Linked DNA regions of Homo sapiens: region 1 is linked to region 2. Evidence: chromatin loops called from intact Hi-C (ENCODE). Cell type or tissue: endothelial cell of umbilical vein. All regions are shown on one strand. Links, peaks and the distances in the headings refer to the core of each region. The heading gives the core; the rest is flanking DNA. Region 1 overlaps FANK1 (fibronectin type III and ankyrin repeat domains 1). Region 2 overlaps C10orf90 (chromosome 10 open reading frame 90).

Region 1 (2,921 bases), core at 273-2,772, 660 kb before region 2:
TGTACCATGTTTGCTGAGAGTTTTAATCATAAAGTGATGCTGGATTTTGTCGAATGCATTTTCTGCATCTATTGAGATCATGTCATTTTTTTTTAAATTTTGTTTGTGTGGTGTACCACATTTATTGACTTGCATATGTTAAACCATCCCTGCATCCCTGGTATGAAATCCATTTGATCATGGTGGATTATCTTTTTGATATGTTGTTGGATTTGGTTAGCTAGTATTTTGTTAAGGATTTTAGCATCTATGTTCATCAAGGATATCGGTCTGTAGTTTTCTTTTCTGGTTATGTCGTTTCCTGATTTTGGTATTAGGGTGACTTGGTACCAATTCTTCTTTGAATATCTGGTAGAATTCTGCTGTGAATCTGTCTGGTCCTAGACTTTTTTTTTGTTGGTAATTTTTAAATTACCATTTCAATCTTGCTGCTCGTTATTGGTCTGTTCAGGGTATCTAATTCTTCCTGATTTAAGCTAGGAGGGTTGTATTTTTTCCAGGGATTTATCCGTCTTTTCTAGGTTTTCTACTTATGTGTGTAAAGGTGTTCACAGTAGCCTTGAATGAGCTTTTGTATTTGTGTTGTCAGTTGTAATATCTCCTGTTTCATTTCTTAATGAGGTTGTCTGGATTTTCTCTCTTCTCTTCTTGGTTAATCTTGCTAATGGTCTATCAATTTTATTTATCTTTTCAAAGAACCAGCTTTTTGTTTCATTTATGTTTCGTCTTTTTTGTTTGTTTCAATTTCATTTAGTTCTGCTCGGATCTTGGTAATTTCCTTTCTTCTGCTGGGTTTGGGTTTGGTTTGTTCTTGGCTCTCTAGTTCCTTGAGGTGTGACCTTAGAGTGTCAGTTTGCACTTTTTCAATCTTTTTGATTTAGGTGTTCAGGGCTATGAACTTTCCTCTTAGCACCACCTTTGCTGTATCCAAGAGGCTTTGATAGGTTGTGTCATTATTGTCATTCAGTTTGAAGAATTTTAAAATTTCCATCTTGTTTTCGTTTTTGACCCAGTGCTCATTCAGGAACAGGTTACTTAACTTCCGTGTATTTGCATTGTTTTGAAGGTTCGTTTTGGAGTTGATTTTCGATTTTATTCCACTGTTATCTGAGAGAGTGCTTGATATAATTTCAATCTTCTTAAATTTATTGAGGCTTGTTTTATTGGCATCTGCAAGTTTCATTGGTTGATTTTTCTATATTTTGTTTGGTTTTGGAAATAAGTATAATAAAACACAGTCCTGCTCTTAAAATGCATACAATCAGTTAAATAGCTAATTTCAACATAATGTGATGTGGAAGAAAAACATATTAAAATTGTGCTGTATTTAAAGTTTCATAATAGAAATGTTAATTTCTTTACTAAAGTGACCCTTCTACTGCAGCAGGAAGACTGTTTTTATAATTGAAAGATAGTTTGCGTTTTATTACTTGGCTTTTCTTTATAGTTTACTGTACATGAATATATCCCTAAACACGTATTATTATAATTCTGCCTGTTTTGGGGCAGCATCTACCTTATAGCACTGGCTGAGGGCTGAGCTGAGCGTGGCTCCAAGGGAATCCAGCCTTGGGCAGTAGGTGGCAATGTTGGGCAGGCAGATGAAGGCTCCGGGATGTCTGGCTAGTTATGGGGACTGAGCTGTGGGCAGAATTCCAGTCCTGCGTGAATTAAGGCTGGTCCCCAAACCAAGTCGAAGAGACAGAACAGACTGGAGGAGGAGGTGGGAGAGGTCCATGATGAGAGCCGCTGCCATTTATTTAGCATTGTGTACTGAGCTCTGTGCAGGGCACCTAACAGCCTAGCATGCAGCAACTCAGTTCCCACCACCTGTACCCCTACCGTTTTTTTTTTTTTTTTTTTTTTTTTTTTTTTTTTTTTGCAAATCACGAAGAGAAAGACAGTTGGAATGTGGCAGAACCAGGATTCTATCCCAGTCTGGCTGTCCTCACAACTCTGAATCATCAGGTGACAACAGTGTCTTGCTAGAATTGCCAGTTGCTGCTGCTCGGGAGCAGCTGGTGCCTGCCCTGCAGGATGGTGCCATGGGCCTGGCTGAGCTGTGGCTCCCAGCACGATGCTGTTTCTTCCCCAGGTCTGCTCAGTGCTGCAGTTCAGCAGGGTGGAGGCTATGCTGTGCATGCCCCAATCTCTTCTGCCTGGGGGTGTGGGCAGAGCTGCTGGCCTTCATCTCTCTGCTTGTTTCTCCAGACATCTCCTCCTACTCTGATAGAGACACCCTGTCTTGGGACATCCCCCCATTCATTCCTTCACGGAAAGTCAGCCTATTTTTGTATTTTACTTTGTGGTCATCTTCATAATATTTCTTCGTGGCATCGACAGCAGTTTGTAACTGGGGATTATCTGATTGTTATCTCTCTGCCCTGTGGAACTATAAGCTTCCTGAAGGCAGGGGCCGCATCTGAGCTCACTGTTGTATCCTCATAGCTTTACATGGCACCTGGCATCCAGAAGCCTTACATATTTACTTGATGAATGAATATATGAATGACTTCCTTCAACTAATTTTGTCTCTTACTTCCTAGTTGCCAGGTGGTATAAGACAGCAGGGTTATCATCTAATATATATTTGATGTGATAAGAAACTAAAGTCTTGTTGGGAACTTCAGTCTCAATTGGGGCAAATCAAGATTTTGTGATTCTGAAGCAGTTTGGGGAGTTGTCTTTAAGAAAAAGAATGCTGATTATAAACACAAAAAAGATTATAAATCTGTCTTTTAGAATGCCAAAAAGTATAATTAAAAATATAAAAAGCTGACCAATGTCACAAATGTCATAACATTTGAAAAATAACATTTATTAACTAATTGTCCAATATATTTCTATAATATCTTCTCCTATATATTTTGGCTACATGTTATTATGTTACCTTTGTATAACAATTCTGTCATAATAACTTC
Region 2 (2,921 bases), core at 126-2,625:
AATGGCTTATACTAAAAATGCTGACAATATCAAGTGTTGCTGAAAATACGGAGAAATCTCAACTTTTGTATATTGCTGTTGGGAATGTGAAGTAATACAGTTCACTTTGGAATACTGTTTGGCAATTTCTTATAAAGTTAAATATATGTTTACATGTAACCCAGCAAACCCACTCCTACAGATTTCTACCCAAAAAGAAATGAAAGCATATGTCCACAAAAAGACTTGTATGAGAATGTTCATAACTGCATGATCACATTGGTGGTACATCCATGTAATGGAGAGTAGTACTCAGCAATAGAAAGGAATGAATGGATATTCCAGGCAGAGGGGACATGTGTTCATCAGCCTAGAGGCGAGATAGCACATGGTGTGCTTGAGGAGCTGCGTGATTGGGGCAGGGCAAGTGGAGAGGAGGTTGGAACCAAATGCCACAGAGCCCTGTGAATCATGCTAATGAGCCTGGATTTGTTCCAAGGGCAAGAAAAACTGATGCAGCAGATGAACTTAATCAGCTTTGCATTTTAAAAAGACAATTGGATGCTGGCAATAGAATGAACAGTAAAAGGACAAGAGTAGAAGCTGAGAGACCAAATGGGAGACCAACAAGTGATGATCATGGCTGGGGTCAGGATGGCGATGATGGATAGAACTGGGTGCATTTGGGAGAGCTTTAAGAGATCACATCAAAAAAATTTAATGAATGACTAGATTTGGAGAAATTATTCTACTCATCCCTATTAAATTTCATCTTCTTAGTTTCCACCCTTCATTTTAGATTCTGTCACTCAGGCCATAAGCAATTCCTTACAAATATGATTAGTGTCTATGTGTGTCATCTGAGCCATTGCTACAAATATGGAAACAAGATAAGATGCATTAAGGGACAAGAGACTCCCCTACCCATTTCCAGGTTGACTTGGAGCAATGCTTTTCACTCTACCAGCTATGAATATACCTAGCCCATGTTTTTCCACCCTCCCCACAAGGATATCATAAGACCTGGCCAAATGCCTCGTGGGCATCCAGATACCCTATTTCAATGGCATTCCTCTGAACTGCTGCTTTGGTAAGTATATCAGAAAAGGAAGAAGGCTAACATGACCCACCCTTCTGCAAACTGTCCTAGGGATCTCAATAGCCTTGCTTATGGTCCTTGCTCATTGCTGCCCACCAGTGGCAGAGCTGGTCCCATACACAGGATGCTGCGCACTACCCACTCCTGGCCCTTCTCCAGCAGCTGTAGGACTGGGTAACAGGTCTAGCAGGGCTAGCCTTTGGCCCTCCTAAGCAATGTGTTACAAACTCAGGTGAATAATTATGTCTGGCATGCTTCTCGTGGAAGAGAAAAAGAAACAGCAAATATCCTCTTGACATCTTTTTTTTTTAACATCCTATATGATGCCCATATGAGAATTAATATCTTTGAGCACCAAATCCACAGAAGGTAGATGTCTGGAACAAAATCTGCCTTGCCTTCCAGCTATGCCACCCCACAGGTTATGATTTAAGCATCCATAACACCAATACAGCTTCAGCTTGTGGTCTCTTCAGCTCTTACACATTTTCGGTGTCTTCCTCTATCAGATCTGTAATTAAGCTACTCTTGGAGTACACCGTTTCACTTGCAGTTGGTGTGTGAGCTGCTCTTTAGGAAGGAAGCAATCATCAACTCACGGGTAAGCTTATTCAGTGGTGGCATTTCTAAGCTGATTTAAGCAGTCTGTCAAAACTGAGGGAAATTAATGAGTTTACTAGGGAATATTCCCATCTCTGGCATTGGGGTAAGGAGGGGAAAGGAATGGATGAAAACTAGGGAGTCAGGCTGACTGTGCTTTTTTCTTTCCTTTTTTCGTCCTTCTTTCCTACCTTCCAATTAAATAATGAAGGCTTAGCTGCTTCTTGATGATCTATAATTCAGCTTTGCTCTATATTCAAAACAAATCTTCACATGTACATGTTGGCAAACTTCTCATTGCTATTTTGTTGACAATAACAGAGAAACTTGAGGATATTTCTGTTGGAGACACCAGGCTTCAGCATCAGCCCGTCTGACATTTCCCAGATCTTGGCTTTTTCAGGCAAGGTCTCCTCTGCACACCAAGTAGACCTCTCTTTGCACTACAGAGATAAGAATGCCAGGCCTCATTGGGTTCCACTCCTTTTTTTTTTTTTTTTTTTTGAGACGGAGTTTCGCTCTGTCACCCAGGCTGGAGTGCAGTGGCGGGGATCTCAGCTTACTGCAAGCTTCGCCTCCCGGGTTCACGCCATTCTCCTGCCTCAGCCTTCCGAGTAGCTGGGACTACAGGCGCCTGCCACTGCGCCCGGCTAATTTTTTGTATTTTTTTTTTCTTTTTTTTAAGTAGAGATGGGGTTTCACCGTGTTAGCCAGGATGGTCTCAATCTCCTGACCTCGTGATCCACCTGCCTCGGCCTCCCAAAGTGCTGGATTCCACTCTTAAAGACAAGGCTGGGATCAGCTCCAGGAGCCATTCAATTGATGGAAAGGCAGAGCATTAGGAAGGATCGGAAGACAGAGGCTGCATGGGGCCCCATGCATCCTCAGAGATGTGAGGGCTGATCGCCACCCTCTGGCTGCCCCTAAGCTTGGTAGAGTTTTAGGTGCTTCATTTATAGCTGCCTACACAATTAAAGGTGGATTAGAAACCTGGTAATAGGGGATTAGGGCACTAATCCCCTTCCAATTGTTAATATTAATTAAAGTGCTTTTTTCTCTTATTATTTAACAAACACTAACTACTTCATTAAAAAGAGGAAAGAGAGAATATAGTTTGGTAGGGTAATATCTGGATTACTTTTTCCATCCAGGAAAGCACTGGTGCGTTTTCACTTCCAGAGCATAAACTGTAATAAATGTGAAACACAAAAAGGAAGAAGAGAGTATCTTTTGCTTTCCACCA

Evidence for each region. A loop is a pair of places that touch in the nucleus more often than their neighbours do. Peaks named below come from ENCODE experiments on the same cell type or tissue, not always from the same donor. Only the 100,000 strongest peaks of a DNase experiment are listed, where the experiment ranks them.
Region 1: a loop joins it to region 2, with 28 times the contacts of the local background. A loop is called at or near these places in 3 of 110 quality-filtered maps.

Annotation. Positions count from the first base shown.
Region 1 is chr10:125,932,881-125,935,801 of GRCh38, forward strand. All of the region lies in intron 1 of FANK1 (fibronectin type III and ankyrin repeat domains 1), which reads left to right. Among named protein-coding and RNA genes, the nearest start is that of FANK1, 38 kb to the left of the region's middle. RefSeq lists an enhancer at 1,571-2,071. In endothelial cell of umbilical vein, for the core only: a CTCF peak has its summit at 1,561 (motif pointing right); a DNase peak (open chromatin) is centred at 1,611.
Region 2 is chr10:126,597,021-126,599,941 of GRCh38, forward strand. The region is part of intron 2 of C10orf90 (chromosome 10 open reading frame 90); the gene reads right to left. Among named protein-coding and RNA genes, the nearest start is that of C10orf90, 72 kb to the right of the region's middle. In endothelial cell of umbilical vein, for the core only: a CTCF peak has its summit at 1,184; no DNase peak of the experiment used is centred there.